Regions from separate parts of the Mus musculus genome. Here regions 2, 3 and 4 are each linked to region 1. The links are chromatin loops, found by intact Hi-C in ENCODE. Cell type or tissue: heart. All regions are shown on one strand.

Evidence for each region. Hi-C counts contacts between places; a loop is a spot of excess contacts. Peaks named below come from ENCODE experiments on the same cell type or tissue, not always from the same donor. Only the 100,000 strongest peaks of a DNase experiment are listed, where the experiment ranks them.
Region 2: a loop joins it to region 1, with 8 times the contacts of the local background. A loop is called at or near these places in 40 of 42 quality-filtered maps.
Region 3: a loop joins it to region 1, with 8 times the contacts of the local background. A loop is called at or near these places in 8 of 42 quality-filtered maps.
Region 4: a loop joins it to region 1, with 7 times the contacts of the local background. A loop is called at or near these places in 17 of 42 quality-filtered maps.

The regions. Positions count from the first base shown.
Region 1 is chr4:119,002,029-119,010,028 of GRCm38, forward strand. No RefSeq gene overlaps it. Among named protein-coding and RNA genes, the nearest start is that of Gm12865, 8.0 kb to the left of the region's middle. In heart, CTCF peaks have their summits at 2,345 (motif pointing right) and 3,135 (motif pointing right); DNase peaks (open chromatin) are centred at 3,103 and 6,713; H3K27ac peaks cover 4,966 bases.
Region 2 is chr4:119,163,651-119,171,650 of GRCm38, forward strand. Zfp691 (zinc finger protein 691) reads right to left here. Exons shown (of 2, transcript NM_001145936.1): 2 at 5,866-7,392. The coding sequence starts at 7,383. The coding sequence ends at 6,532. Among named protein-coding and RNA genes, the nearest start is that of Zfp691, 6.5 kb to the right of the region's middle. In heart, a CTCF peak has its summit at 4,214 (motif pointing left); a DNase peak (open chromatin) is centred at 4,191.
Region 3 is chr4:119,136,352-119,144,351 of GRCm38, forward strand. Slc2a1 (solute carrier family 2 (facilitated glucose transporter), member 1) reads left to right here. Exons shown (of 10, transcript NM_011400.3): 10 at 1-979. The coding sequence ends at 95. Among named protein-coding and RNA genes, the nearest start is that of Gm12867, 8.2 kb to the left of the region's middle. In heart, CTCF peaks have their summits at 4,001 and 6,024 (motif pointing right); a DNase peak (open chromatin) is centred at 2,031; H3K4me3 peaks cover 1,108 bases; H3K27ac peaks cover 2,735 bases; H3K27me3 peaks cover 715 bases.
Region 4 is chr4:119,200,514-119,208,513 of GRCm38, forward strand. It overlaps Svbp (small vasohibin binding protein), which reads left to right. Exons shown (of 3, transcript NM_024462.2): 3 at 384-785. The coding sequence ends at 470. It overlaps Tmem269 (transmembrane protein 269), which reads right to left. Exons shown (of 7, transcript NM_029198.3): 7 at 4,542-5,282. The coding sequence ends at 5,161. Among named protein-coding and RNA genes, the nearest start is that of Svbp, 9.2 kb to the left of the region's middle. In heart, a CTCF peak has its summit at 4,419; no DNase peak of the experiment used is centred here; H3K27me3 peaks cover 408 bases.

The DNA.
Region 1 (8,000 bases):
CTGACTCCTGCTCTGCAAAATCACTCTGGTGGTCTCGTGTTTAACAGCTGGAAACTGTTGTTTCCCGCGTGTGTTTTCCAGTTTGGGGTGGGCAGATAAATCTGGCCTCTGGGCATCACCCTGACACCCTCATTCCTGCGGCCATTGAAGCTTCCAGTGTTGTATTAAACCCTTTGCTCCCAGAACGCACGCCGTGGCTTCCAACCAGGCTCTTCTATATTGGATGTGCCCTGGAACTGAATGAGAGCTCTTGTGCTGTAAAGTGGTGATAGCCTTATTCCTGTCAGAAAAGTAGGACAGTGTCAGTCCACAGCACGCAACGTCAGAACCTGCAAATATGACAGCCAAAGACCTTTGACAAGCAAGACTTTCGCACACCAAGCAGCTATAGTCATAGATCATCATGGTGGGAATAAAGAACGTGAGGGCTGTGGAATGTGCGGGCGTCCTCAGGGAGTGCTGGAGAACTTAGCAAAAGCCTATGAGGATGTCAGAGCTCCAAGCCCCCACTAAGCACACGGACAGAATGCAAGAGGACACAGTGTCTTAAGGGGGTGCTTTTGAAAGATAAGGTAGTGCTACAGAACCCAGGCTAACATCAAACTCAGTCTTTCTGCCTTGCCTCAAGGGCTGCGATCACAGATGTGCACCACTGTGCTTAGAAAGGACTTGGTTCCTTATACTGCAAAGTCTAGATTTCTGAAAACCCCAAACCACAATCTGCTCTTGTGGTTGACCAAATTTCATATAAATTAATCTCCTTTTCGGTGTGATTGAGATCATATTGTTGGTAAAGAAACAATGAATTACAAGATTATAATGGGAATGTTGGGTAAATTTCAACCCCTTTCAATCCCCCAAATTATATCAGTGTTCCTTCACCAATAAAAACATCCCTTCTGCCCACCTGAAGATGCCAGCTAAGGCAGGTGTGGTGGCCTTTAACCCCAGCACTGGGGAGATAGAAGCAGATCTCTGTGAGTCTGAGATTAACCTGGCCTATATAATAAGTTCCAAGACAGTTGTGGGTACAAAGAGAGACCCTGTCTCAAAAACCAAAAGTGGCTGGAGAGATAGCTCAGCAGTTAAGAGCACTGGCTGCTCTTCCAGAGGTCCTGTGTTCAATCCCAGCAACCACATGGTGGCTCACAACTGTCTGTCTTTTGTAACTCCAGGGGATCTGGCACCCTCACACAGACATATGTGCAGGCAAAACACCAATGCACATAGAATAAAAATAGGTAAATTATTTAAAGAAAAAAGAAGAAATGAAAAAGTCACCCTCTCCCTCTGCAGTTGATCCTATCATTATCTTGTGTGAGGCAGCCACCTTGAGCAGGCAGACTGATTGTTCTTCAGACCCTCGCTCAGCTCCCAACACTTCCAGACACACAGCAATACTCAAGTTCCAAAAGATCCAAAGAGGACTAAGGAGTGTGACTGGGCACCAGAGGGGACAGACTTTACCCATTTGTATCAGAAAAACCCTGGGGGGGTATTTATTTGATTCTCAGGATGTTGTTTGTAGCAGGGAGAAAGAAATGTACTTTGTTTTACATTTATTATTTATTTGTTTGTCTCGGGGTTAGGGCTACAAGTGTCACTGCACACATACTAGAAGCCAGAAGACAATTTGCAAGAGTCTGTTTCCTCCCTCTGCCATGTGGGCTCCAGCGCTCAAACTCGGGTTGTCAGGCTTGGTCCCCTTACCTGCTTGCTGAGCCATCTCCTCAATTCAGAAACACAATTTTTTGACTGTGTTTAATTTAGCGGTTAGATATATGAGCTTGATATAAAAGTATGTTATCTCAAAAGCCTACTGCAATGATCTGCTGAGACCTTAACAATGGTCTACACTAAGTTAAGGAAAAATTCCCAAACTTCCTTGGTTCACTGAAGAACAAGTTCTCCAACAATTATGAGAACCAGGAACCCCGCTCGCTAGAAGCTCCAGCCTGAGAGAAGGTTTACCTGGCAGAGTAAACAGTGGAGGCGTACTGTTCCACTGTCTCCACAGAACAGCACCGCTCTCCAGCCCCCATCAAAACCCACCCCTCACCAATACACAGAACTGATGCTGAACTCCGTACTGCTAATGTCTGATGAGTGGACTAGCAAATGATGCCTGACACCCTGGTGAGACACGTATGCCGGGGGGGGGGGGGGGCAGCATTCCACAGAAATCACATAGCCTACTAGCCTACTATTTTGTGAAAGTTTTTGCTTCTAGTTGTATCTGATACGTCAAAGCTTCCCCTCCCTGGGGAAGGAGTTGGGAAGCACTGGGTATCTATCCTGTGGGGCACAATGCCATGGCCCTATTAGTAACCCCTGAGGATGCCACAGGGTGGCAGCATGGTGACTTGGAAAGTTCCCTGGTTTCAAAAAGGCCAGAGTGACCTTGAGTTTAACTTAGTATGTATAAAACAAAAACACACAACTTCCTCATAAGGTTACAGCAATTATAAAATGAGGACAAACAAGAAAGCTCTTTGAGCTGCACATCTCCGGGTGTTGCCTGCAGCAGTTTTTAAGATGATGCTATTCCCATGACAAACATTTGTCAGTCCAGAATAAAAATGTCCCCAAATGGATCCGGTTTATTTTTTAATCTCTTATTTCTTCTTTGACTTGTATCATAGATACATAATTAGATTTTTTAAAACAGCAGTGGGACCAGTAAGCGGGCTCAGTGGGTAAAGGTTCTTGTGAGACTGATGAGTTAGATCTGCCAGACTCACATGGTAGGAGAGCTGACACCAGGCCAGTTATCCTCTGACCTCCATACGCACTCGTACACATAAGAGTGCACACATGTGACCATACACACAATAAAGAAATAAAGTGAGTAATAAAGTAATAAATTTTTAAAAGAAAGAGCAATGTAGTGGAGTTTTAAATCATGATACTGCAACAACACCCCCCTCCTCCCGACAAAGCAGCTGTCAGTCCTGAAGACATGCACTTTGAAACCCAACAGAGCTTGGAATTTGCCCTGTGCCTGCCACAACTGTTGTCTGAGATCTGCACTCATCCTGCCCAGCGGCTGAAAGGCTGAAAGGGCTTTTTCTGGGCTCAGCCATCCCCTTCCTAGTTAAGGCAGATTGCTACTCTTCCCTTCCAGGGTGACCAACACTCACCAGCAGAGGGCGGCAACTCCCCACTCATGGTCTGATCTTGCCTTCAGTTTTAGAAACCTGGGTTTCAATCCCTACTAACCAACTTTACTCTTTGATTAGAGAACCTTCTCTCTCCAAACTGTGGTTTTCCTGTCTGGAATATGCAACCAAAAAAAAAAAGGAACTGATCTCCACGAGGTTAATGATATGATACAGATAAACAGCAAAGTGTTTTCCAAACATTCACTCTTCAACATCAAACAATGGGTCTGATTTGATTCAATTCTCACCAGTCCTCAGCAGGCAAGAGATAAAAAAAAAATATGGTTCCCATTTTTCAGATGAAGAAACTGAGGCTCAAATGAGTTCCACAAGACCCGAAGACTCATGAGGCAAGGAGCAGTTTCACACTGAATCTCTACAGACTCCATGGTTTATGGTGATGGAAGTTGGCCTTGAGAAATTCCTCCATAACCCTTCTGAGACCCTAGGGTCCCAAGCCCATGCACACTGAGCTCCCAGACCAGTGGCCCTGTTGTCCCCACCTCCTCATTACTCTGCTCAAAAGTGCTTGAGTGGGCTCTCACCTGTGAGCCTCGTTCCCCTGACTGTACAAGGGACCTTCCTCAAGGACTGACTATGGCTGAGGGAAAGCATTTGCTGCATCAAACAGGGTTCAGAAACAGCAGGCACATGTGGCTCAGACCAGGCGTGGTGGCACAGGCCAAAAATCTCAGCACTCAAGAGGCAGGAGGACTGTGTGCTTGAGGCTAAATAGAGATCTGTCTCAAAAAATATAGTAGCTGGGCTGAGAGGAGGCAGCACATGCCTTTGAGGCCAGCACTTGGAAGGCAGAGGCAGGCAGATCTCTGCGAGTCGGAAGCCAGCCTACAGGTCTACAGAGTGAGTTCCAGAACAGCTCAGGCTGCACCGAGAAACCCTATCTCCAAAGAACAAAACAAAGAAACAAAACCGTGAGAGGTGACTCAGTAGTTAAGAGTGGTTGCTGTTCAGTCATAAGGACCAGAATTCGGAATCTAGCACTCGCATTGGGTAGCTCTCTACTACCTGGGACCTGAGGCCTGCTTCTGCCTAGAATGCTCTAGAATTCTCCAGTGACCACGTTTTACTGCTATGGCCACAGCAAGCAATTCGCATGTGCATTACATTGCTTTCCATTTCCCACATAAATAAATTTCTGTTATTGTTTGTTTGTGTGTATGTATGTATGTATGTATGTATGTATGATAATGAAATTTGTCCACTTTGCTGTGACTTTGTACAAGCCATTTAGCTGTATTGAGCCATAGTCCCTCCGTCTGAGCTATCTGGGCAGCATGAGCCTTCCCCACCTCACCTGGAGGCTCAAAGTCTTGCAGCCTCCACCCATCCCCTAGGCCTCAGGCAAGCTTCTGGGCAGAGGTGAGCCCTGCCTTCTGCCTCACTTCTCTCACTGCCCTCAAGTCTCCTCAGCTGGCCGCAGCTTGGTTTTTTGCCTCCCTCTACAAACAGGATTCCACTGAAGTCTCTATCTTGTCTCTTTAGCTCTCAAAGCTCTTCAGACTGGGGCTGTCCAAGTGTTCCTTCCTTTCCTTCTCCACAAGGTCTCTCTGTGTAGCCTTGACTGGCGTGGAGCCTCCTGTGTAGACTAAGCTGTCCTCAAAACTCACAGAGACCCACTTGTCTCTGCCTGCCGAGTGCAGGGAGGAAGGGCACGCTCCACCACACCCAGCGGTCCTCCTCGAAACCTAGGGACCAAGTGTCCTTGGTTACAGTCACCCAGGTTTCCTCCGCCCCCTCTGACCGCCGCTCTGATCCTGTGGAAGAGGACCTGGGGCCCTTTCCTGTCTCTTCATTCCCTTTGGATAACGTCAACCCAACCTACACCGCCCAGCACCGGAGAGGCTCCTGCTCCGGTGTCAGCCCCACCTGCCTGGAGCCCTGGGCCTGGTAGTGAACGTGGATAAGGTCCGAGCTCTCTGGAACATAACAGGCTTCCTAGGTTGTGGCCACCCAGAGCCAAAACCCAAGGCCACTCAGTGGGAGTTTTCTTCCCACTTTCAGGCAGCTCCCAAGCCCCCTGAGGACTTCCCTAGCCCTTTATTCCATTCATTCAGAGATATAATTATGGACCAGCAGACACTCCACTCCGGGGACCAGCTTCCTTCTGGCCCCTGGTTTTGTTTTGTCCCTCTGGACCTCTGGACTAGTCAAAAATATAGGAGGTAGGAGTGGTTGGTTGGTTGGTTGGTTGGTTGGTTAGTTGGTTGGTTGGTTTGGGGGTTGTATTTTGGGTTTTGGCTTTGTTTTAAAGATTTACTTTTAGTTTATGTGTATTCTGTGTGCATGGGTGTAAGTGCACCGTGTGTATACAGAGGCTGAGGAGGCCAAAAGGAAATGTCAGAAATACCCTGGAACTGGAGATACAACAGATTGCTAGCCACATGGCAGTGCTGGGACCCAGATCTGGGCCCTCTGCAGGAACAGCAAACACTTCTAACACGGAGCCATCATGTCTCCACACCCTTGCTTTGTTTTGTTTTGGTTTTGAGACAAGGCCTCAGTTTTGAAACAAGTTCTCAGGTAGCCAAGGCTTACCTCAGACTTAGTCTACAGCTGAGGATGACCTTGACCCTTGACCTTCAGAGTCTCCAGCCTCCTGCTGGGACTGCAGGCATGTGTTCCAGTGCCAGGCCTGCCATTGTGTGTGTCTGTGACTGAGCACGTCCTACACCACATCAGATATGGAGGGCTGTACCTAGACTTCACGTACTTATTCACCCTTCACAACCCCGAGAGAGACAGGCTGTTCTTAGCTGAGACGAGAGGGGCACCATACAGAAGGGAGCGGATCAGGCTTGCACAGTTAGCCACAAGAGTTCCCACCCTGTTGTGCATCCATAGCTGGCTCTTTGAGCAGAACAACCCATAGGCTAGCAGCCCTTCCATCCTCCCGGGATCTGAGAACCCTTCTGTGTAGCTCAAACCCTTTTCAGCTACCCCACCTACCCACCCACCTTTGCTCTGTCTCTTGGCCATACCCCTCCCCTGCCTACCTACGCCCACCCCATCTAAAGTACTTGTCAGTTCAACCCTACCTCCATCTGTCAAAACGTTTATATCCTTCAAGCCAAACAAAACGGCTTTTCTTGCCTGTGCTGAAAGAGCCGTGATGGAGGGCTAACTTGGGGAGACCGTGGATCTGAGAACATGGGGGGGAGTAAGACCAGATTATCATAAGGAACCTTTCTTGATCAGAGAGTCTAGAATTCTTGCTTTCAGGAGGCCCTTGAAACAAAGGTAGACTTGTCCTTTAACCTTCACAGAATGAAGAGAATGTCAGGCCTAGGAAGGACTTCAGAGGAAAAAAAAAACCCACTCCCTTCTCTTTGCCCCCAGGGATGCCTACGCCCAGGGAGGGGCAGAGGCCTGGCGGACCTTCTGGCTGATGGTGGGAGGAAAGGCCGTGCTCGCTTGCCTACTACAGGACCCATCTCAGCAGGTCCCCAGGCTGCAGAGAAAAGAGTGGGAGGGGCCTGGAAGAGCGACTGCTGTGGAGCCTGGCTCTGAGCCTGTCTGGCCAGGCCTGCTGGGCTCCAGGAGGCCTCAGTAGTTTTCCATAGCCAGTAGGCCAACAGCCTGGGCCATGTGCTACCCTCTCCCCTTGCCCTCCACATTCCTCTGCATATTCAGGCAGGACAGCGGCATTCTTTGGAGCTGGAGAAAAAGCAGGGATAGGGGCAGAAACCCAGATATATGCAAGATTTTCAGATAAGAGTTTGGCCAGAAACACGGGGGTCAGGAGAGATCACAAAGATGCCAATAAGGTGAAGCGTCCCAGACCCGCAGAGCCACGTCCAGCCGTTGCTCCAAAGATGTGGCAGGTCCCTTCTCAGAGGCATGCACAGATAAGACTACCACAGAGATGCACGTTCCCACCCCAGGCCACCCCCATGCCTCTGCCATCCCAAACTGTCTCATCTATAACAAACAAGAGACGCGGAATGTGTACGGGCCTTTAGTTCCAGAACAGCAACTGGAATTCCTTATTCTGTTCCCAGGAGCTGGGGTGGATCTCTGCACATCTCCACCACTGTGGCCCTTTCTTTGGGTCCTGACATTCCATCTGTGTGGACAGAGTAGAGAGACTTCTGGGAAGCCCTTTCCTTGATTCCATCCAATCCACTCTCTCCTCCTACATCTCTGCTCTCATCTGGTTTCCTCCCTCCGGCCCTATGGCTGTTAACCAAGAGATTGACTGAATACATTTATGGGATCCATCATACAGAAAGACCAGGAAGGAGACCTTAAGCACACACCAACCTTGTGCTGCAGGCTTCCCTCTAGCTGTTTTGTGATCACCTAGGAGCAAAGCCAGCGTGCTAGCTGGCTGCCTGCACTTAACTCCATGCTTGGGGAGGGCAGAAGAGAGCCGCAGACCCAGCTAGCTTTCCACCTTAGTTGAACTCTTTGAGCCTCTCATTTCTGGTTTATCAATTGGGAATAAAATGCTATCTAACTCTCAAGGAAACAGTTGATTATGGTGCCTAATTTCAGGTAATGGCTTTAACCAAGCAGGGAGCTAGGACAAATCAGTTGATAATACAGCTTTTCCCTGTCTGATGAAAACTTCACGATTAACTGGGAACTTGGGAGCCCTGTCCAGAGTACAGCTCTCAGCCCATGGGCCCCTCACCTTCATACCCACAGGCCCCCAGCCATACCACTTGTTCCCACGCTGCCCAGTCAGCCGGATGGGATTTGAAGCCCCAAGGGATCAACTGGGACTGCACAGAAGCCGCCTTGTCCCAGGGGGGACTCTTTGGTCACGTTGATGGTGCCCAACCCACCTCCACCAGGCCAGCCAGCTTCAAGGGTTTG
Region 2 (8,000 bases), 160 kb after region 1:
TGTAATATCTGAAAAATAACTTGCTAGGCTTTTCATTAGGATTCTATTTGGTACATAGAGAAAGTTGGGAAGAGCTGACATCTTAACAATTCTGAGGCTTCCTGTCCAAAGTGCCTACTCTCTGTGTTCCATTTTCCTTCACCACTTTTGTAACTTTTCTCATGTAGACCTGTACCACACATTGTTATTTTTTCACCTATTTCCATTTTTAGGGATGTTAATGTAACTGGTGTTGTCTTAGTCAGTGTTCTATTGCCATGAAGAGACACCATGACCAGGGCAACTCTTACAAGAGAAAGAATTTCACAGTCAGACATGGTCCTGAAGAAGTAGCTGAGAGTTCTAAATCCTAACTTGCAGGCAAAAAGACGGAGAGAGACTATGGGCCTGGCATCGTCTTCTGAAACCTCAAAGCCCACCCCCAGTGACATAGTTCCTCCAATGAGGCCACACCTTCCAATCCTATAAATCTTTTCAAATAGTGCCATTCTCTGCTGACTAGCATTCAAATGTATAAGCCTATAGGGACCATTCTTATTCAAATCACCACAGATATTAAATTTTCATATTTGTTTAGTATGTGTGTTTGTGTGGGTGCACACACACGTGCCATGGGCTATGACATGTGGATGTCAGAAGACATCTTGTGGAGTCAGTTCTTTTCTCCCACCATGTGGGTTCCAGGGATGGAACTCAGGTCGTGAGGGTCAATGGTGGTATTTAGTGACTGATTGCTATGCTCATTTTGTATCATTATATATGGTGGCTTTGCTGGGAAATTGAACCCCTAGTTCCCTCGAAGAACAGAGTTGGTGTTCTTAACCACTGAGCAAACTCTGCAGTCTTTCGGACTTTCTATAAACACGATACTGTCATCTGCAAATACAAGGTTTTATTTCTTCCCTCCTAATAAGGCTGGCCTTGAACTCACAGAGCTCCCTGCCTTTGCCTCCTGTGTGTTGAGACTACTTGGGAAGTTCTGGTATATTTTAAAAGGGTTCCTTTTCACTCTTCTCATCCAAAATGCCAACCAATATCCCCAGTATTTAATGTAATAACTGAGTCAAGTCCCCAGAGGTTAAACTCACAGCTGTGTGGAGCCTTCCAACGCACAAAATCCCCCAACAGCTTCTACCTGTCAGATGGTCTGCACTAACTTTCCAATAATTAATGAATTACAGTTGAGGTTTTCCTACCCTGGCACTGGTTCCTACAGAGATCTGTGCCCTGTATAATTCTCTATCCCAGCCATCTGTCTCTTCATTCTACAGGCAATGAGTGGCCTGTGAGGCTGTTTCTCTCCTGGATTTAAGAACGCTTGGATGTTCCATCTGTTCAGGCTTTACCTGTCTGGACAGAGGAGTGACTCCTAAGATCTTTACATCCAGTAAAATGCTATGGAGCAAACGCTAGTCTTGGACTCATGAGTGATCTTTCTGCCTGCCTCCTGGGTGTTAGAATTACAGACATGCACCACCACACCTAACTTTAATACATTTTTAAATTCAACATAGAATCTGGGTTTAACTAGCAGACACAAGTCCTCCAGCACTACATAACCCAGGCGTAGTGGCACATGCCAGTCATTCCAGCACTCAGGAGGTGGAGGCAGGAGGATCAGAAGTTTAAGGTCATTTTTGGCTACCTGGTTTGAGGCCACCCTGGACTATATGAAATGCTGCCTCAAAAAACTTAATTAATTCTATACCAGAATTAATAGTTTATGGGGCCAATGAAGTGCTTTCTTAGCATGTGAGAGGCCCTGAAAAAGAAACTGGGGAATTTATATACCACCATGTGGCTAGATATGTCCATATTTGGACTCACCAGTGCTTTTTATATTTTGTATGCTTTCTGGTTTGTGGTTTGTTTTTTTTTTTTAAAGATTTATTTTGTTTTATATGAATACACTGAAGCTGTCTTCAGACTCACCAGAAGAGGGTATCGGATCCCATTATAGATGGTTGTGAGCCACCATGTGGTTGCTGGGAATTGAACTCAGGATCTTTGGAAGAGCAGGCAGTGCTCTTAACTGCTGAGCCATCTCTCCAGCACTTGAATGATTGTTTCATTCATTCATTCATTTATTTCAGTGCTGACTACTGGACCTAGAGTTTTTGAGTACCGCTAAGCTAACCCTCCAACCCCTTTCCTATGCTTTGCATTGCTGCTGTGCATTGTCTGTTTCAACTTGACTATCCCTGTTTGAACTCAAGAACTTCCTTTAGCTTTCTTCTCTTTTTCTTGTTTTTGTTTTGTTTTGTTTTGTTTTTGAGTCAGTCTCCTTCTGTAGCAGCCCTTGCTGGCCTTGACCTCAGAGATTCCTGCTTGTGCTGGATTTAAAGGGTGTGTGCTACCATGGCCTGCTGCTGTTGTTTAGGACGGGGTCTCTCTCTGTAGCCCAGGCTTGCCTTTCCTGACGCCCACTGAGTTGTTGGGACTGCAGGCAGGCGTGTATCATCAAAGCAGGAAGCAGGTCTTATACATCAGGTCTAGGACTGACGTCCCTTGGCTTTTATCTTGGAAAGTCAGCCTTCCTCCTCCGCTTTCTGAAGGACGCTTTTGACAGACGTAATACTTTGGCTGTATTTTTTTTTCTCTTTTCTTTCAGCATTTTCAGGATGTCATTGCACTATCTTCCTTCCAATCAGGTTTCTGCTGAGAAATTTCTTCATAATATTTTGGGAAATCCCTTGTGTGTAACAACTCGTTTTTCTCTGTTTTCTTTATGGTGTTTGGACTATAATATCTCTTAGCATGAGCTGGAATTCCCTGGCCTCTCGGGCATGGTTATTCATTTCTACCCTCAGAGTTAGAAAGTTTTCAGTAATTATTTCTTGAAATATGCTGTCTCTTCTGCCTTCACTTTTCTCTTAATGAGACTCCCACAATGCATCAGTCTACTTGATGGTGTCCCGTAACTCCCTTAGGATTGTAGCACCTTTATTCATTTTTATTTTTCTTGAGACAAAGTTTCACTAGGTAGCCCAGGCTAGCCTGAAACTCAATAGATAGCCCAGGCTGACCTACAACTTCTGGTAACTCCTTGCTTCTGACCTCCCGAGAGCTGGGGTGAAAGGTACCTCTTCTTGAAGTTTTGTTTCTCTGATCTGACAATTTCAAATGACACACTTGACTCTGAGTTTCCAGATTCTTTTTTCTTTTGCTATTATTTGGGCTGACAAGATGCTCAGTTGGGGAAAGGCACTCACCTCGGAAGCCTGGCACCCTGAGTTGGTTCCCCAGGACCAAAGTAAAGGAGGCAGGAGAGAAGTGATCATAGCGCTTCCTTCTAGCTTCTGCGTGCGCACTCTGGCACACACACACACCCTACACGCACATCATGCACACATATGATAGTAAAAAATAATTTTTTTCCAAAACCAAAGTATTTTTAAAATCTCATTTTATTTTTTAATTGGGGATATGGCACATATCTATAAAAGGACAGCTTTCTTTTGTTCTGGTTGTGTTTTGTTTTGTAATTTTGAGACAGGGTCTTACTATGTAGTCCTAGCTATCTTATGTGCAGGTGCTTCTAGAGGCCAGAGTCTTCTGAAATTCCCTGGAGCTGGACTACAGGCGGCTGGGAGCCACCTGCTGTAGGTGCTGGGCGCCACACCCAGATCTTTGCAAGGACAGTAAGTTCTCTTAGCCACGAGCCAGCTCCCCAGCTGCAGAGGATAGCTTTCAGATTCAGTTTACTGTGGAGCTGGAGATGTAGCTCAGGTGTCAGGCCTGTGCACCAAGCCATCCCTCTGGCCTATGCAGAGTCTTTTCCTCGCTCAGGTCAGTTATTAAAACCCTTTAGAGAAATTTCCATTATTATAATTTCCCATTTCAGAATGTTTGTTTGGTTCCTTAACACCTCTCTCTCCTGATGCCCTCAAATTCTTCCTGCGTCATTTTTCTGACTTTTAGTAAATTCCACTCATACTGGGACATGTCTTTAATAGCCAGCCCACCCCATTCCGGGAGAGGGGTGTCTTCCGATGATTTAGAGGGAGATGTCACTGGGGTTTTGTTGTTGTTGTTTGTTTGTTTTTGAGACAAGATATCTCTACATATCTCTGGCTGTTCTTGAACTCACTATGTAGACCAGAGGGCCTCAAACTCAAAAGATTCGCCTGCCTTGGCCTCCCACGTGCTCTAGATCTCATGTCTCTCATATGAGGTTTTAGGAGTTCACGGTCTCTTGCGCCCCCTGGTGTTCATTCAGTTCTTCAGGCTTTCTGGCACTACAGCAACATGCTTATGATTGTCTTCAGTGGCCAACTGGTATTTAATTTATGCTGAATTATATGCCTAAGGTTTTTGCTCAGGTGCCAGGCATGTACATTCTGTTTCTTGAGACAGGGTCACTCCATGTATCCCTGGTTGTCCTGGATCTTGATATATAGATCAGGCTGGTCTTGAACCCAGAGATCTACCTGACTCTGCCTCTCAAATGCTGGGATTAAATGTGTAGCATATGCTGGGCTACAAGTCTTAAGGTAAAGTTAAGCCTGGTCACACAATTCAAGAAAAGAAATGGGAGGGAAAAGAAAAAGGAAAAAAGGAGAGGAAAGAGAGAAGGGAAGGAAGAGATGTATACAAGTGCTTTGCAAACTGTAAAACACTCTCCATACGCAAGGGAGTCATTTGAGCAGTCTCCTACAGTTTCCATTTATTATGTTACATTTCCTTATTGTGTGTGTGTCCACATGTGCCACAGTATGCATGAGGTCAGAGGGAAACTTATGGGAATCATCTCTCTCCTTCTAACATGTGGGTCCTAGGAATCAAACTCAGGCCGTCAGGCTTGGCAGCAAGCCCCTTTATCCACTGAACCATCTTGCCATCCCAGTCTTCTATAGTTTAAATCAAATTCCTGAGCACTGGGCAGCAGATTCCATTTGCAGTCATGGCATCAATGGCCTCCGTGATCTTGGACAAGCCACTGTCTCCAGCAGCCTGTTTCCATATCTGTGAAGTGTGGATCCACTTTTACCTCTCAAGGTACCTGCGAGAGTTCACGCATATCAAGTTCCTGGTGTATCCTACTCAGGCTGAGTGGCAGGGTCAAGCCACGGGCCATACCCTTGTTAACTCTGGTACCAGAATAACATTCTGGTAACTGGGCACAACTGAAGAGCACTCCTTACGCAGGGAGGCAGGACCCCAGGTTGACGGAAGAGGTAAGAAAGGAAAGCTGGGTGAACGATAAATTTCCAAGTGAGAAACTGACTGGTGAAGCCAGGCCTAAATGAGGACAGGAAACCTTACTGTCCGAGCCCTAGGGACGAATCTACTGCTATTAATGAAACGTTATCATCCGGTTTTAAGAATTTTTATATCACCCCACCCCCAACCCCCTACTCCCTGTCATTGCCATTTCCCCTAGTCACAAGAGGGTTCAACTAATAGTCTCCAGTTTGAAAGGTTCTGATTGTGATGTGACTTCCAAGAGCAAAGAGGTCAAGGCTGTTATCAAGAGGCCACACATAGCACCCACCTCTAGGCCAGCTTCCTTCAGAGGCCAGCAAAGTATATGCAGAAAGCATCGGATGAGCTGAAGAAGCCAGGTCTACACTGGTCCCACCGCACCCCACTGCTTGACTTTCATCTTCTGCCCTGGAGGGTTTCTGTGGCAACCGAATGAGATAAAGAATGGCGTGTACACCCAGCAGCCTACCGTGTGGATGTTCATTCAGGTGACCATTTCCCTCCCCCTCCTCTTCAAAGGCTCCAGAGGCTCGGCCCCGCTGTCCTTCACATCTCAGAGGAACCACCACCTTCTCAGAATTCAACTCCACGCCTTTGCAGAATGGCTGCCCTGGAATACTCTCCCCGGTGCCCCACATCCCCAAATAAGTACACAGGTTCTTTTCACTGAAGTGTTTTACTGGTGACCACTGAGGAGACAGACACAAGTCGGGGTAAGAAAACCAGGTAACAAGCATGGGAGGGTGAGGGTCCCTGGATTGTGGATCCCTGAGGCTTCCTTCTCAGACTGAAGAGGCCGGTCACCAGGAGGGCCATGCCCCCCCCCCCTCCCCAGCCTGAGGCTCTAGAGGCTGACACAGGATGAGGCACAGCAGGTAGGAACTCACAGGCTACTGCCGTGTGTGTGTGTGTGTGTGTGTGTGTGTGTGTGTGTGTGTGTGTGTGAAGCTAGACAACTTTGGAGGACCTGTAGACAACGACACCGTCTCAGGCACTACCCCCAAAGCCTGGGGACTGATGACTGATGACCCAGTCACAAGAGCATGTCCTGAGCCCATCCCATTTCCCCCACAGCTGAGGAAATGAAGAGTGGGCACTCTGAATTTCCAAGGCAAAAAAAAAAAAAAAAAAAAAAAAAACCTGCTGGGAAGAGGCAGGGTGTTTACTCAGCCCCTTCTCAGGATTTCCTGACTGCAAAGGCAAGAAGGGGCTGTTCCGCAAAGTGAAGGGTTTGTAGTCTTGGAGGCCACAGCAGGTACTAAAGGCCTCCTCCACCCATCAAGGTGGGCTCTATGCTCTCCCTCACTCTCCAAGCAGGCCTCTCCTTTAGCTAAAATCCTTCTCATCTTGCTCGCCCAAGTGTGTTTTCTGGTGTCGGATGAGGTTGGAGCTCCGGGAGAAGTGTTTCCCACACAGGGTGCACCTGTACGGCTTCTCCCCTCTGTGCGTTCTCTGGTGTGCACCAAAGTTGGAGATATCACTGAAAGTCCGCCCGCATTCAGTGCACTCGTAAGGCCTCTCACCCGTGTGGGTACGGTGGTGCACCCCAAAGCTGGAGCTGTTGCTAAAGCTCTTCCCACACTCACAGCAGATGTAAGGGGCTGGCTCCAGGTGGGTCCGGTGATGTACAGCCAGCGTGGAGCTCTGAGTGAAGCTCTTGCCACAAATGTCACAGCGGTAGGGCCGCTGGCCCAGGTGATCTTGCTGGTGCGTGGTGAGGTCCGAGCGCCGCCGGAAGCTCTCCTGACACTTGGCGCATTGGTAGTGCTTCTCTTCCAGGTGGATGCGCTCGTGCCGGATGCGGTTGGAGCTCCGGGAGAAACTCTTGCCACACTCGGAACACTTGTAGGGCTTCTCGCCAGTGTGGATCCGCTGGTGCGTTCTCAGGTTGGAGGTATTGTTGAAGGTTTTGCCACACTGCGCACATATAAAAAGCTTCTCATCTGTCTCTGGGCTTGAAAAAAGCATGGGATCCCTGGGGCCTCCGGCTTGGGCAGTGACTTTCTGCCTTGTCTTTGGTGGATGCGTTCCGTGGAGCCCTGCCAACAGGCTCTCCTGCCCATGATCCTCCCGAGGTGTGATCTGAGAATCCTTTGAGCCATCCACTCTCCAAGGTTTAGCCCCTTCTCCTTCCTCGGGCAGGTGAGCTTCGGGACGCTGCTCCTTCTCGCTGCCCATCTCTGAACCCTGAGAATGAACACAACCTTTATTCCTTGTGCCGGGCCATGAGACCCCACAAAATCTTGCTTTTTGGTTGAAACTGTGTATACCGTCCCCCAGGAATAACCTCAAATAACTTTACTTACTCCTTAACTTTCCCATGATAAACTTTCACGGAGAGTTAAGGCTACCCACCACTCATAGATGTATTCTGGGCAATCTGAATGTCACTTTTGTTAATCCCATAAACAATGGCACTCTAGGCTATAATTTATGTGTAAGTAAAGGTGCTTCCACTTAGAGATGAATCCAACTTCTTCCTGGTAAGTAGCCATCTACTCACTGACTCTGAGATGAACAGAAATACCTAGAAGTAGTTACTTACAAGGCCCAGCCTGAATAGTCTTATGCTCTGCCAACCCATTCCTCTCTAGACCTTTCTGTAATCTTCCGACAGGTTAACAACACCTACAGCAGGGCTTGAGCTCTGTCTGCCATTGTGGATCAGTGCCAGCTTCTCACAGATTCCTGCACACACAGCTAAGCTCTTAAATAACACACAGCTGGAGTCATGCTTAGCTATAGTTACATTCCATCACACCACACACAGGACCAAACACACTGACATCAGTTAT
Region 3 (8,000 bases), 130 kb after region 1:
AGATCGCTTCCGGCTTCCGGCAGGGGGGTGCCAGCCAAAGTGACAAGACACCCGAGGAGCTCTTCCACCCTCTGGGGGCGGACTCCCAAGTGTGAGGAGCCCCACACCCAGCCCGGCCTGCTCCCTGCAGCCCAAGGATCTCTCTGGAGCACAGGCAGCTAGATGAGACCTCTTCCGAACCGACAGATCTCGGGCAAGCCGGGCCTGGGCGCCTTTCCTCAGCCAGCAGTGAAGTCCAGGAGGATATTCAGGACTTTGATGGCTCCAGAATTTTTAATGAAAGCAAGACTGCTGCTCAGATCTATTCAGATAAGCAGCAGGTTTTATAATTTTTTTATTACTGATTTTGTTATTTTTTTTTTTTATCAGCCACTCTCCTATCTCCACACTGTAGTCTTCACCTTGATTGGCCCAGTGCCTGAGGGTGGGGACCACGCCCTGTCCAGACACTTGCCTTCTTTGCCAAGCTAATCTGTAGGGCTGGACCTATGGCCAAGGACACACTAATACCGAACTCTGAGCTAGGAGGCTTTACCGCTGGAGGCGGTAGCTGCCACCCACTTCCGCAGGCCTGGACCTCGGCACCATAGGGGTCCGGACTCCATTTTAGGATTCGCCCATTCCTGTCTCTTCCTACCCAACCACTCAATTAATCTTTCCTTGCCTGAGACCAGTTGGAAGCACTGGAGTGCAGGGAGGAGAGGGAAGGGCCAGGCTGGGCTGCCAGGTTCTAGTCTCCTGTGCACTGAGGGCCACACAAACACCATGAGAAGGACCTCGGAGGCTGAGAACTTAACTGCTGAAGACACGGACACTCCTGCCCTGCTGTGTATAGATGGAAGATATTTATATATTTTTTGGTTGTCAATATTAAATACAGACACTAAGTTATAGTATATCTGGACAAACCCACTTGTAAATACACCAACAAACTCCTGTAACTTTACCTAAGCAGATATAAATGGCTGGTTTTTAGAAACTTGGTTTCAAATGCTTGTGGATTGGGGCCAGGCAGGTTGGGTTGGATGTGAAAAGGGCAGAATAGCATGGCTGTGACCGTCCAGTGGCTGGGGATCCTGGCAGTGTCCCTTTTGTTGCTCAAAAACCTGTTTGACCTCTGACCCGGAGGAAAACTCCAGTCAGCATTTTCATAGGCTACTTTCAGACTGATAGCTAACCCTGCCAGCCCCGAGATGGCCTCGATGCGCAAGCTTCAACACTATCTTGAAAGTGAAGATAGGAATCCTATCTTTATCTGACAGGCTTCAAGACGTTTAACAAGCATATTTTACAACTCCGTGGCCATACCCTGTTCCCCAAACAAAAGGAGCTCTTTGTGCTGCCACAGTACGTTGTTGCCACGCTGTGTATCCAAGGCAGCTTTCCTATTTACAGAGGCCACCTGAGAGTGTTCACCGTGTCTGGGCAGCACTAAACAGGCAGGTCCTTTCCAGAGAACCTCCCTCATCGAATTCAGAGGCACTTGAAGGGATATGTCCCCATTTGTCTGGATTCAGAGTTATTCAGTCCAAGGCTAGGCACTCCAGAAATGGCTATAGTAGAGCGCCACGGGTCCCCTCTCCTGTCCCCTGTTCCCCCACCCGAAAAAAAAATCCCTTTATAAAACCTAAAGGGAATTTTCCCTGCATACAGCTATTCAATCTCAGCATGTCAAAGGGCTTAAGGAAAGGAAACTATAGAGAATGTATAAGGAATTAACTCCAGCCGGGTTCCAAATTAAAGTTGAGAAGGGCCATGCCTGAATTGCTGAGGCCAGATAAGGAGTACGGGCCTGTTGGCCTTTTACTATTTGTAAGGCGCACCACCGCCTAGTAAGTTGTCCGTTAACACATAGGGTAGGGACAATTGGGGAGCGAGTTAGTAGGTGCGTGGCAAGGCAAGGGAGAAACCGGCCTTACTCAGTTCAGGTCCAGGGCTGAAAAAGCCAGATTACAGCCCTCTTGCCTTGGAGCCTTCCCTGTCCTTAAACACGGAGACGCGCAGGCGCAACTGGGCCGAGATGGCCACATCCTCCAGGCCACACTGCAGGGACGCACTCAGCCCTCTGCTGTGCGGGGGCGGAGTTAGTGACGTCGTCACCAATTAGAGCGGGGGGCGGGCTCTGAGCTAGGGAGGAGCACACCTGTCGAGCATCAGGTGAAGCCTTCAGCCTTCAGTTTCTGATTGGAAGCCAACTGGGGGGGATGCTCCCTCCTCTCCCCCTCCACTCCCCCCCCCCCCCCCGCCAGCTCCTAGACAAGTTGGCATTTTATCTGCAACCCTGCCTCAGTCTCCCTGGGAACTACCTGGACTCCGCGGCAGCCTGTAATTTCCTCATTATAATGCTGTGCATCCACTGCAGGAGTCTGTCCTTTCTCCAGAGCAAGGAGGGACAAGACTAAAACATTCTTAGACCTCTGTTTTCATCAGAGCCTCTGGTCAGGACTTCTAACGTCAGCACAAAAACCCACTCTCAGCTTCCTAAGCCGAATTTCCCCAATGCAGTTTTAGGCAGGAGAGCTGATTCAAAAAGTGCATTCATTAATAGAAAAAGAATGTCTATTGTCTTTTGTCAAAACTGCATATTCATGGCCCCTCCCCCCATTCCACTGTCTCTCCAATTCACAGTCCAGCTGCAGTAGTACTGTCCCCTTTCCCCAAATCATGCGACAAATCTCCTTGTGGTAGTGATCCTTCTAAATTTTAGTCGTGTCTTTCTGCTTATAAACCTGCCGGGTACCCCTTTTCCCTCGAGGTAATGCCCGTCTTTCTTTTTACTGCATATATTACACGTAATGGGTTTCCTTGCAGCATTTTATGCATGCGTAGAATGTATTCTGATCATATTCACCTTCATTACACTGTTACCCTTCCTTTTCTCCTGCTGAGCCCCTGCCTCTACCAACCATCCCCACTCTGATTTCTCTTTATAATTTTAAGATTTTCACTATATTAGAGGTGGAGGTAATGAGAGAGCATTCATGCCTCCCATGTGTGTGGAGGCCAGGGGACAACTTGTGGAAGTTGGTTTTCCACTGTAGGTTCCAGGCATCAAACTCAGGTGGTTGGGGGCTGGAGAGTTAAGAGCATCAACTGTTCTTCCGAAGGTCCTGAGTTCAAATCCCAGCAACCACATGGTGGCTCACAACCATCCGTAATGAGATCTGACTCCCTCTTCTTGTGTTTGAAGACAACTACAGTGTACTCACATATAATAGAGAAATCTTAAAACAAAAAAAAAAAAATCCTCAGGTGGTCAGACTTTAGTGGCAAGCACTTCTTCCTGCTGAGCCATCTCGATGGTCTTCCCTCCTCCTCTTCTGCTTCCTCCTTATCCGTGAGCTTTACCAGAGTTGCCTGCAGGACCATGCTGACAGCTTCTTGTCAGTGACTACAGCTGGAAGAAACTATCAATCCATCCTTCAGCAACCGTTAGCATCCATGAATTCTCTCCTCTAGAATGGGCCTTGGCCCTTGGTCTTGTGAAGGTTCTGTGCCCCAGTATAGGAGAATGCCAGGCAGAGCCAGGAAGCAGGAGCGGGTGGGTTGGGGAGCAGGGGAGGGGGGAGAGGATAGGGGATTTTTGGAGAGGAAACTAGGAAAGGGGATAACATTTGAAATGTAAATAAAGAAAATATCTTTAAAAAAAAAAAAAAGGGCCTCGGTTTCAATCAGGAAGTAGCTGGTTCCGCCATCAGATTTGTTTCTAACTTGCCATTGAGCACATCTGAATTTTCATCTTTCTTAGTCTGAAAATTCACTTTTTTTTGTTTTTTTTTTGTTTTTTACGTGTCCCTCTCACCATTGTTCCCCACTCCCCCAGTCCATATCCTCCAGAGACCAAGCCACCTTGTCCTTGGCTCCTACACCCTCTTTCCCTCTGGGTCTTTAGGATTCCCTTCACACAATTGCTCTTCCCCCTGTTCCTGACTCCCATCTGGGCCATTCTGGTGAGGAAACCAGGCCTGGCCTATCCTCTGCACACTGCTGCCTACTAGTGGCTGGTAGATGAATTGAAGTCACGGCTGATTTTTCACGTCTGCCTCAGAGAATAAATGGCTTTGGATGGGTCAGGTATATTTGGTCACCCTGTTCTGTTCACTCAAAATCATCTCACTAAAGCAACATTGCCATATTACCACATGACTTCATACTCCACACTGTCTCCTGATACAGTCCAAAACTTTTACTTGAATTGTTCTTTTTTTTTTTTAAAGATTTATTTATGTATTTATTTTATGTGAGTACACTGTTGCTCTCTTCAGACACACCAGAAGAGGGCATTGGATCCCATTACAGATGGTTGTGAGCCACCATGTGGTTGCTGGGAATTGAACTCAGGACCTCTGAAAGTGCTCTCAACCACTGAGCCATCTCTCCAGCCCTCCCCGAGCTGTCTTAATCTAACACGTTAACGCTTTGCTCTGCATTTTTGCCTCCTGCTCTGCCTTTGCTCTGTGTCACCTGCACTTTTCTTGGGGAGACACGAATAAACATCTATGAACCACAGACAGGGAACTAATGAAAGAACAGAGGTGCCACCCAAATGTAGCTTAGAGGACCAATGGCCCTACTTTTAGGGACACAGGTGACCCCTACGCAGCTGCCCAACTGAGAATTCTCCCTGAAGCGTGGGTTGAGTTGCCCACGGCTTCACAGATGGAGTTCCCATTTCAATTAATGTTTCACCTTCTATAAACTCTAGCATCTTCCCAAACTGTGTGTAGCTAGGACAAAGTTGCCTACGGCATAGTGGGAGGTTCGAGAAAGAGCAGCTGGAACCTCAAAAGGGGCGGGGGCAGGGGAGGTCTAAAAACTTGTCCCACCTGGTTCCTCCATGAGGGAAGGTGAACAGGTCCTGAGCCCAGGGCTGCTTGTGAGTCATTCCAGCTGCTCTGGATGACACTGTGATGGCTAAGCCAGGTGCCACAGTGCGGTACGTGCCTGTAAGCCTGGGTGATAATGGCTGCTCTCCTCAGAGGACAGCATTCCACATGCACAATGTGATGTGGTCACAGGACTCCAAATTAACTGTCACTTTCTCTGTGAGGCGTCTGTTCACTCCTTCAACTGTTAAGTAATCAGGCACGCTCCGCAGGCGCTCTCCTGTGCTGTGCACTGCCTTAGAAACAGAGTCAGAAGCAGCTGACTTTAGACTGTCGCTACTGGGCTGAGTCATCCCGGGAAAGTCTCTACGCTTCCGATCTCCAGTGTCCTCATCTGTTGTCCTATTAGAGTGGAATAAATATGCCGGTGGGGTGGAGCCTTTAATCCTAGCACCCTGGAGGCAGAGTCAAGTAGATCTCTGAGTTTGAGGCCAGCTTGGTCTACAGAGTGAGTTCTGGGACAGCCAGGGCTATACAGATCTTGTCTCAAGAAACAAACAAACAAAAAACAGGGGTGGGGGGAGTGGTATAAGCGTAAAGCAGGCGTCGGCTGAGGTCTTAGCATCTTCTCCCTTTCACTTTTCAGAAAGCAATACTTCCATCAAAGAGTTTTAAAATGAGAGTTTCATGCACGCATATGTGTGTTGGTCAAATCTACCGCCACTCTCTCCCTTCCTTTCCCACTCTTTCCCCATCCTTCCACAACCTCTTCTTCGTGTGTGCTTGTTCAGTCACTCTTGTTTTTTATGGTTTTCTTATTTTTTTGTTTTTGATTGTGTTTTGTTTTGAGACAGGGTCTCACTATGTGGCCTTAAACATATGGAATTCACTATATAGAACAGGCTGGCTTGGAACTCATTGAGATCAGCCTGTTTCTGCCTCTGTAGTGCTGGGATTAAAGATGAATCCAAAACAAAACAAAAACAAAACAAAACAAAACAAAACAGAATGAGAGTGATGGAGTGAGCAAGTGCATATGAAGATGAGGAGAGGAGATGGTAGAAGCAGAGCTACACACTGAGACCCTGTCTCAGACAAAATAAAGAAAGAAAGAAGCTATTTTAAAATCTTACTTTATGTAGATAAGCGTCTCGCCTGCGTGTATAGTCTATGCAGCACGTGTGGCCCGGTGCCGGTGGAAGCCAGAAGAGGGCGCTGAATCCCCTAGATCTGGGGTTACGGACGCTTGTGAGCTATCACGTGAGAGCTCAGACTGGAAATGTAGAAGAGCAGCCAGAGTCTGAGCTAAGGAGCCATCTCTATAGTATCCCTCTTCTCTTTTTAAACCTACTCCATGTAGTGCTGCCTGTGTGCGCATGGATGTGGGACCGTGTACTAGAGCATGGCTAGCCCTTTCAGGGTCTGCCGCGCTCCCTGAAGGAAATCAACCCCAAGAGCCATCAGTTGGCATCCTGCACTGGATCGGCTGCTCTGCGGATAGGGAGGGCGGTACTTCGTGAGCCCCACACCGCCGCGTGCTGGGATTTTTGGATCTGGCGCATGTCTTGTGCGTGCATATGAGCTCATCTGTGCAACAACATTACATTCAGCAAACAATGTCTGACTGGAGATGTCTACAATTCCTGGCCTTTACAATTTTTCCACGTTCTCTTTGTCAGTGATTACCTGAGTCTTAGGAAAAGAAGTGTGATAGAGATTTCTCATTTAGAGCTTAGTAGTCCACAGCCTCTTAATCTATGAGTGTTGGCCAGATGTAAGTGGGCCTTTGTTAATCCCCATCTCCTACAAAAAAAGAGGCTTTTCTGATAAGGGTTGAGAGATGCACTAGTCTATGAATGCAAAGGTTAAAGACACAGGGAGCAGTTTGTTAATTTGCCTACTTAGCAAAATAACAGCAACAGGTTGTCGTCCAGGGCCTATGACTTAGCCAGCCCTGGGCTTTGTCTCAGTTAACAGTGACAAGTATCAAGCATGAGTTCTGTCTTGTAGAGAGGGCTTTAAAACAAATCAGAAATTTGTTGGTTATTCTCATAATATCCAAGCCACTATTACCACACATATTGCCAGGCCACTTGTGACTGTAGCTCACAGGGTTCCCAACTGGGTAAAATGATTGCATACTCAGTTTTTGTAAACTTACATTTCCAGGAAACTCCTCCTCCTCTTTTTTCTTTTTGAGACTCATATATAATCCAAGCTGATCTCAAACTCATTATGCAGCTAAGGATAACCTTGAACTTGTAATCCTCCTGTCTTTACCTCCAAGAATATGGATCACAGACCTGCACCACCACCCTGCTTTACAGTGTGCTGGGAATTGCACACACACACACATACACATTTGTGTGCAGGTTAAGCACTCTGCCAACTGAGCTGCATGCTACATCCTCATCTTACTTTTTTATGGCTCTAATGTTATCTTCTTGAAAACACCTCTCTAGGGTACCAGATACAAGCACTTTCCTGTCTTGGACCTCAGAATTCTAGTTTCACGTCATTGATTTACCAAGTGTCTCCCAGATGCCTGGATACAGCAGCAAGAACAGAAAATTGATATTCATGTCCTGGAACAACTGTGACTTGCCTGCATCTCACCTGAGTGCTGGGATTAATTCCCGATGACCAACTTCTCTCTTAATTCTGCTATGAATACATTCTTATTGGACAGGTTAGCTGAGTACCAAACACCACCTCTCACGTCTCCATTTTCCTCTATAGAGACCGTGGAACCTTCAAGAAGCAGAAAGCTGGTGGAGGACACATGGGTCATAGGGAATCTGCCCTCATGGGAAGGGGGACCCAGGCTGCTTCTTTCTCTTCTGGGCTCTGGATTGTGATGTAAGTGCATTTTACTCTGTCTTTTGCAATTGCATCCAGTACTAGATCAGAGGCCCAAAGCAACGGGGCCTCTTGATCTTGGATTATAATAACTTAGGATTCATTCTGTCTGTTTCTGTCTTCAAGAAGAGATTACAGAGGTTTGGTATAACTTATCTTGAAAAGTTTGGGAGAATTCGCTACTAAGCCCATTTCTTCCTGTTGCTGATTGGGAGTCTGTTAGTTACTGATTCTGGACAGCCCACATCATTGGCTTCCTTTTGTGTGACAAAGTTGTAATTTATGTCTTTCACGAAGTTGGTCCATTTCACTTAA
Region 4 (8,000 bases), 200 kb after region 1:
CGCCCCTACTGCCCTCCAGACATCTTTTACAAAGATAGTCAGGTTGTCCCTGCATTCCACCAATGTCTGCTGCTCTCTAGAGCTGCAGGTGAAATTCCAGACTCCCTGGAGTGGCTTTAAGGCCCAGACAGTCCTGTCTTTTTAGCTCCCCAGCTCCCTTATGTATACTCCGCATTAACACACTCCAAGTTCCCAGGACTGACCCTGTGCTGTTCCCTCACAGCTGTCAGGGACCATCCAGAAAGACCAAGCCCCGTGCCTCATTGTGCTCTCTCCTCAGTCCCTGGATGGAAGCTGCCATCCTGTCCTGGTCGCTGCCCACCCGGCCCCTCTAGCATGGCTACAGCTGCTTCCATTGCTAATGTCTCTGTTTCTCTACTCAGATCTATGCTCTCAACAGAGTCATGACGGAGCTGGAGCAGCAGCAGTTTGATGAGTTCTGTAAGCAGATGCAGCCGCCTGGGGAGTGAGCCAGCCTGCATCCCCGGCAGAGGAACTGGTGCCTGCCTTTGTCTGTGAGCTCATTCCCACTGTTACCCTGAGCTGGCCCAATGGAGCCTTACAGAACTAATCAGGACTTGTGGAGACCTCTGCACTGAACTTCCTATAAGTAACTTCCACCACACTGGTTTCTACTCTCAGAACTGCCCCAGTGCTTGCTGGGTAGACTTTTCATCTAAGACAGTGGATTTTTCAAAAAGACCTTTTTTCTATTGTTTGAGAAAAATCATTGTTTCTTGTGAAACTGCGTGTCTTCCCTAAAAATAATAAAATTCAGAAATGTTCGTTTGTTCTTGCTTTAGAGGGAATGCCTACTCCCAGAAAGTGGAACAAAGAATGAAGTAGGTGGGACTGGAGGAATGACTCAGTGCTCGGGAGCACTGGCTGCTCTTGCAGAGATGGCTACTCTTGCAGAGAACCCAGGTTCGGTTCCCAGCTCCCAGTTGACAACCACCCGAGCTCCAGCTCCAGGGCATCCATCATTTTCTGGCCTCTTTGGGTACCACGTACCCACACAAAGTCACATACAGACACACACACAGTTAAAATAGGTCTTTTAAAAAAAAAAAAAAAAAAAAGAGTGGGGCACGGTGTAGCATGCCCTTAAATCCCAGCACTCGGGGCAAAGGCAAGCCGGTACCTGTGAGGTGGACATCAGCCTGTTCTACATAGCAAGCTCCAGGCCAGCCAAAGTTACAAAGTGAGACCCATCTCAAACACAGACACAAGGAAGAGGAGGAAGGACGGGATCCAATGTCCGTGGGGACAGTGATGGTAGCTTTGCCTTTGGAATAAGGACAGCTCATTAGTTTCTCAAGGGGAAAGAATGTAGGAGTTGGTGGGTTTGGTAAGGCAGTATGGAGGTTCTTTGGGGAGCAAGAAGCAGGGTAACAGAGAAAGGGGAGGTGATGGAGGCTTGGAGAGGGTGTGAGACGGCAGTCTAGTTCTACAGAGAATGGAAGCACGGGCGACAGCTGGGCCGCAGTGAGGCTTCCCTGGGCATGCGCAGACACTAGACACCAAGCAGCGCTGGCCAGTGCTCTCCAGCCCTGGTTGGCTTTGGAGGGAGGCGCAGGAGATGGAGAGTCGTGAGGAAATGAACCAGGGCTTTGCTCAGCAGCTAAAGCCAAAGCAAAGAAGGACAGAGAGGTGCGGGTTCCCAGGGCACGGATTCTATCGACAGCGCGGCTCTGAGCCATGAGAAGTGAGAGCTGAGGTGTGGGCACACGCCTATCCTAGCACTTGGGAGCCTGAGGCAGGAGGACTGGGAGTTTAGGGCCAGCCTGGGCTACATAGTGAGACCCTGATTCGGTAAATGAGAGCTGGCCTGTGTCTAAGGCTCATGGGTTATGATTTCTGTGGTTGGAACTGAGCTAGAAGTGTCCTGGAAGGGAGCAGAGAGTAGAATGGCGGGAGCAGACGGAGGGTGGGGGGGGGGAGGCCATTCTTACTGGAATGACAGAACTAGGGAATTGCTACAAAAGGCTGAATAGGATGGAGAGCCAGGCCTTTGGAGTTTGCCAGGGGACTGGGAAGCCAGAGTTCTGGGTTATTCCTCGCTGAGAAGCGCCCATGTCAGGACTTGTCGGGTGACCTTGGGCAGGTCACTTGGCTTCATGTGCCTTCATGTCTTAAGGAAGGGGTGCTACTACTCTGCTTCACGTGAGTCGGTAAGATGGAAAGAACCACATCCGAAGTTCATCTGCCACACAGTAGGTGCTCAGAAAACAGCACGACTGTGCACTACCTCTGACCCGAGTCCCTGTAAACCTTAAAAGGTGCCCTTGCTCTCTAGAAGCTGTGGCGGCAACAAGGTAGTCTATGCATTGGGAGCCACTTCTCACTGTTTCTGCTGTGTCTGTGTGACAATGGACAGGGAGGACTGGGAACCCTCCCCTGTTAGCCTGTCCTTGCTTCGGTCTTTCCCTCCTTCCTTCTCCCACCCTTCCCTCTCTCCCTCCTTCCTCTCTACTCTCCCTCCCTTCTCTTCCTCCCTCCTTTCTTCCTTCCCTCTTTCCCCCTCAAAAAAAGCAGAAAGTATATTCCCTCCTACATGAGCAGGTGGTAGAAAAAAGAATTTGCCTACCTCTAATGTTGTTCTAGGCCCTGCTGATAACAGGGGTCCAGTACACACATAGATATATGCAACCTTTTACTCCCATTTGAGCTACTAGCCAGGGCTGAGGGGTGGGAAGCTAGGACCCCACCCCCTACACACACACACACACACACACACACACACACACACACACACACACACCCGTGACTGAGTGTGCTAACAGCAGCTCTGTAAGGGCAGGCCAGGTACTTGGTTTTCATCTTGGGGCTGCTGTACTACCAGGCCTGGAGTCAGGTTTCTGAAAGGGATGGTCAGACTCATCCCTTAGGAATCAAACGCCCATCACCCAGCTGCTTCTTAGGAGTAGAGGCATACAGTTGTCTCCGCCTCAGACACGGGTTTCAGGGGTGTCATTCCAATCAACATGTTCGCAGCGGTGTGTGCTACCAGGCCTGGCTACAACTAAAAAAATTTTTTAAATAGTTTTTCAAAGTTTAAAGAGTTGTTAAATTATTCCTTTTATCCATTCTTCACAATAGAGATCCAATTAAATGACAAATTCAAGAACCCAGGGGGGGAATTGGTAAAAACAACAACAACAACCTCGTTTATGAAGCCTGACAACCCAGAGACGTAAGTGGTGTTTATGACAATAAACTTTTGAACATTTCACCCTAAAAACAAAACAAAAACCTAAAGAAAATTACATATTACTTTATACCCTGCTGATCCCGTTGGAAAATGTTTGCGTGTTAGGAAGGAATTAAGCTCACAATTATAGACCTGAATTTTCCAAAACTCCAGTTTGCATGCGAAAGCCCACTTTTTAAAAAAATGTACTCATGGGGCTGGCGAGATGGCTCAGCAGGTAAGAACACTGACTGCTCTTCCGAAGGTCCTAAGTTCAAATCCCAGCAACCACATGGTGGCACACAACCATCTGTAATGAAACCTGACGCCCTCTTCTGGTGTGTCAGAAAACAGCTACAGCTTACTTATGTATAATAAATAATAAGTAAATCTTTGGGCCAAGCGAGCAGGGACTGAGCAAGCAGAGTTGACCTGACCAGAGCGAACAGAGGTCCTAAAATTCAATTCCCAACAACCACATGAAGGCTCACAACCATCTGTATCACTACAGTGTACTCACATACCATAAAATAAATCTTTTAAAAGCAGATGTACTCAAAGTATTTGCATGTATGTATGAGGAGGCCACAGAGGGTGTGGAACCCCTGATGGGGGCCACACATAGTTGGGCACTGACCTGTTGAGGCCGGAAACAAAGTTTAGCTCCTCTGTCACGAGGAGCCAGTGCTTTGAACTGCTGAGCTGCCTCTCTAGCCCCTCAAACACACATCCCCCTACTCTCACCCGGGCAACAGAACTTTTTCTTGAGGGGACAGGCACATCAGTTTATACTTCAAGGAAACCCAGTCGGAACCGCCCTAGCTTGTGCGTTTGTCTTCCTGTGGAGGAAGTAAGTCTTCCACGCTACAGATGAGGATGTGGGCTTATAGAGATTAAACATCTCAGTCAGGACCAGAAGACAGAAGCGGGAGGGTGCCGACACAGGATTCCACTCGGAGTAGAGGGAAATCACCACCATCTGGGTTCAGACCAGAGACCTGCCTAGGCTCCCTGACTTCATCATGTGCTCAGCGTGCTTTCATGGCGTCCTTTACCTCTGTCCCTGCGCAAAAGCCCAGGAGGAATCTCAGAAAACCTTCTCTCTAGGAACTAAGGCACTGAATGGTGAGCTGACAGCTGAGCCCCAGTTGTTCCACACACTCTGCTCCTTAGACGTCAAAGGCAGACGACTTGCAGAGGCGCTCTGGCGCCACTGTGTGGGAAATGGCAGAATTAGCCAACAGTCTTGATTCTCAAAGACAGACTCTCCCTTCTCCATAAGGTCAGGCTTTAGAATGCAATATCATCGCATGCAGTATTTCTTTCTTGTTTGCATTTTAAAGGACAAACTGGCATCTAAGTAGAGTTTAGTGTTTGAGAATTTAGAAAAGAAACATACAGAATGAGATCTTAGAAGCCAGATTCTTGGACTTTCTGTTGGTAGACAGCCATTGTTAGATTATTTAACATGGGGTTCCTGTCTCTCTTGTTGCTGCTTCTTCAGCTCTGTAAGGGACCTGTGAGTGACAGGGCATTGGGTAGAAGCCACTCGAATAAACCCCCTTTATTTATAGATAGACAGACAGATAGATAGTCGTCCTGGCATCTCTGCTCTTGACTAATACACAGAGTGATACTTTCAGGCTGCCAATCAATTTCTTTTGGAGATAGTCTCATGTGTCCAAGGCTGTGTTTGAGTTTCAGCCTAAAATTTACCTTGGAAACAAAAGTCTATCCTACATGACTGATTAAAGTATTATCCCAAAAGGAGTCTGAACCCTCAATAAGGAGAAAGAAGCAAAGGTTTCTGGGCCCACTGTGGGTTGATGTAATTCAAGACGAGAGTGCACCAAGCACAGGACAGCACAGGCATCTGGAAGCTTTCATGAGGACAGGCAGGTCTTGGTCCAGCATGCTAAGCGTAAAGCCCACAGAGCCAGCAGGAGTGGTGACATGATGGTTTCCTCTCACTAGGGCTTAATACGAACTCCTCTGCCCCACAGGGTTTCAGGGGAGAAGATGTAGGAGAGCGACCAGGTCAGGCAGTAAAAGGCGGTGAGCGGGAACGGAGAGAAAAACAGCAGGATAACACCTGGAAAGGAAACACAGACACTCAGCTTCGTGAAGTACCTCCCACAGCTCCTATCCAACCCCCCGGCCCTCACAGAGCTGAAGAGACAGCAACAAAGAGGCAGGAACGCCATGTGTAAGTTCAGTTTACTAAGAATATGGAAGCCCCTAACCGGAAGCTAATGCAATCTCAGGTCCATTCTATTGATCTCAGAGCAGAAGCCAGGTCCCGGCCAAGAATGAATCCAAGTTGACCAGAGCTCTTTTAATAGGAAAAAAAAAAAATTCCTAGTTATCTGGAGTTTAACATGCAATGTTAAATGCCTGAGACTGCTTACAGAGTGGTCTTAGCTCTCACACCAATAACAGAGAGGCTCACTGTGCCCAGACCGTGCAAGTACGTGGTCTGTGATGAACACCCACTTTCATTCTGGAGTCTGGATTTGGTCCCTGCTAGGCAGAGGGTGCCTATGTGAGTCTCTGATGACCTTCCCTAGAAGACAATGCTTCGTGTGAACGACCACAGTTCAGGGCTTTAGGAACTGAGTGTAACTCTCAGGTGCCACCTGGAGTGGACTCTGAACAGCTAGCATCTCCTTTCTGTGGTCACATCCCATGCACCCCCTGCTGATTTCAAACCACATCCTTCATTGGTGGGTTCGTTTTGTTTGTTTGTTTTGGGGTTTTGTTGTTTGGTTGTTTTGGGTTTTGTTATTTTAGTTGTTCAAGACGGTTTCTCTGATATAGTCCTGGCTGTCCTAGAACTGTCTCTGTAGACCAGGCTAGCCTACCATTCAAAGATCCAACTGCCTCTGCCTCCTGAGTGCTGGGATTAAAGGTGTGTGTCACCACATGGGGCCACATCCTTGTGTTCTAGCCAGTCTTAGCCATAAGTACCACAACATGCTGAGTCCTGAGGCCCCTCCAAGCAAATCACTGAACCTGGATGTATTCTCAGGTACTCCCAAGACAATCTAGATCTCAGATGAAACACGATCAGGCATCTGGCCTCCCTCGTGGTACATCTCCTCAGCACTAGACTCTGCTTTTCATCTTCCTCCTGTGACTTAGAATTCCATCTGCCTTTCTCATGGGAGACAGGGAAGTAACCTGCACAAAGGCCTAATTCAAGCCTAAGTCTGCCTGACCTTTAAAAACCAGACGTCCAGCCTCAGTTAACAAGAATACAGAGCATCAATAGTCTCATGACAGGATCTGAGGGAGCCCGAGCTGGCCTAAAACTTGCTATGTAGCTGAGGACAACTTTGGACCTCTGATCCTTCGGCCTCCACCTCCCAAGTGCTTAGATTACAGGTTTGTACCACCAGTATATGTAGTACTGGAGATCAAACCCAGGGATCTGTGCCTACTATGAGGGTGCTCTACCAACTGGGCTGCATCCCCAACCTGACCACAACATAGTCTGTAGATCGTGACAGGTGACCTAACCAAGGGTCACTTCTGGGGAAAAGAACTTGTTAAAGAGATATGCTAAAGTTTTGGAAAACTGCAATTGGAGAACAGTCATTGGTATGCTGAGGTAAGGAGGCAACGTTTAAAGCCAGACTGGTCCTTAAAATATAGACAGACAGACAGACAGACAGACAGACAGATAGCATTTACTCTCCAAAACTGGCCATGGGCCAGCTTCCCAAAGTCTGGAGCTCTGTAGGGAAGAAGGGTCTTCAGTCTAAGGTGACCCACTGTTCCCTAGGCAAACAGAATATTAACATCATCCACTATGAAATGTGCACAATACTGGCATTAATCGGTGTCAGGATCTGTGAGGTGCTGTTTCCTCCTTAACTCAGAGAGCGAAGAAACCCAGGAGTCTCGCACTAAGTGTGCGCTTTGTTCTGAGCAGAGGGGATCAACTCTAGGAGCTTAACCTCTGAGGAAAATACTGAGCTAGGAGAGGGAAGGTGGAAAAGATGGGGCCAGGAGTTGCCATTTACAGTCTAGGACCCTACCAGAGAATTACCTACCTTGTGGCCTCATTCAATCCCAGTGAGCCTGCAAGCTAGAAACTTGGGGCCTTTAATTATAGATGAAGGAGATTGAATTCAAAATGGTGAGGTATTAACACAAATCTATAAACAACCACGTGCATCTTCAACAGAGGTACATCCAGCTACACACCCAGACTCTTCACACCATTCTGCCATCTGGGCACAGGGGAGCAAGCTCCCAGAACTTGAACAAGGATATTGTACTAGTGCCACATGCGAAACAAATCTGAAGAAAACAGACCGTAACAACCCAGAGTGAATTCCCAGCAAAGGAACAATGGAAGAATGGCCGGCTCCCAGGGATGCTTGTCTGGCTCAAAGCACACACTCTAAAAGGAAAACGAATACTCCTTGCAAGAAACCCTAACTCAGAGCACCTCTGTGAACATCCCCCATGGCTGACGCCTACACCGCTGCTCCCACTGACCTGCCTCCCCCAGTGTCAAGTCTAGTTCCGGCACCTCTCTAGTTCAGCTGCTTCTCTCCATCCATCCATCACACCACCACCTCCCACCTGAACACTGGTGCACGATAGCCCAAGCAATGCCTGGAAGAGGCTGCCCTGACTGTATCACTCACCTGCTGTCTGGGTTCCACCCAAGGTGTCTTGTTTGCCTTTAGGATCAAATCTCAAATCCCACCCAGTCTGCCTACTTTACTAGCCTGAGTCTTTGTCACTGGCTTTCCACACAAGGACCAGCCACACTGCTCTACTAAGGCTTCAAGCACCT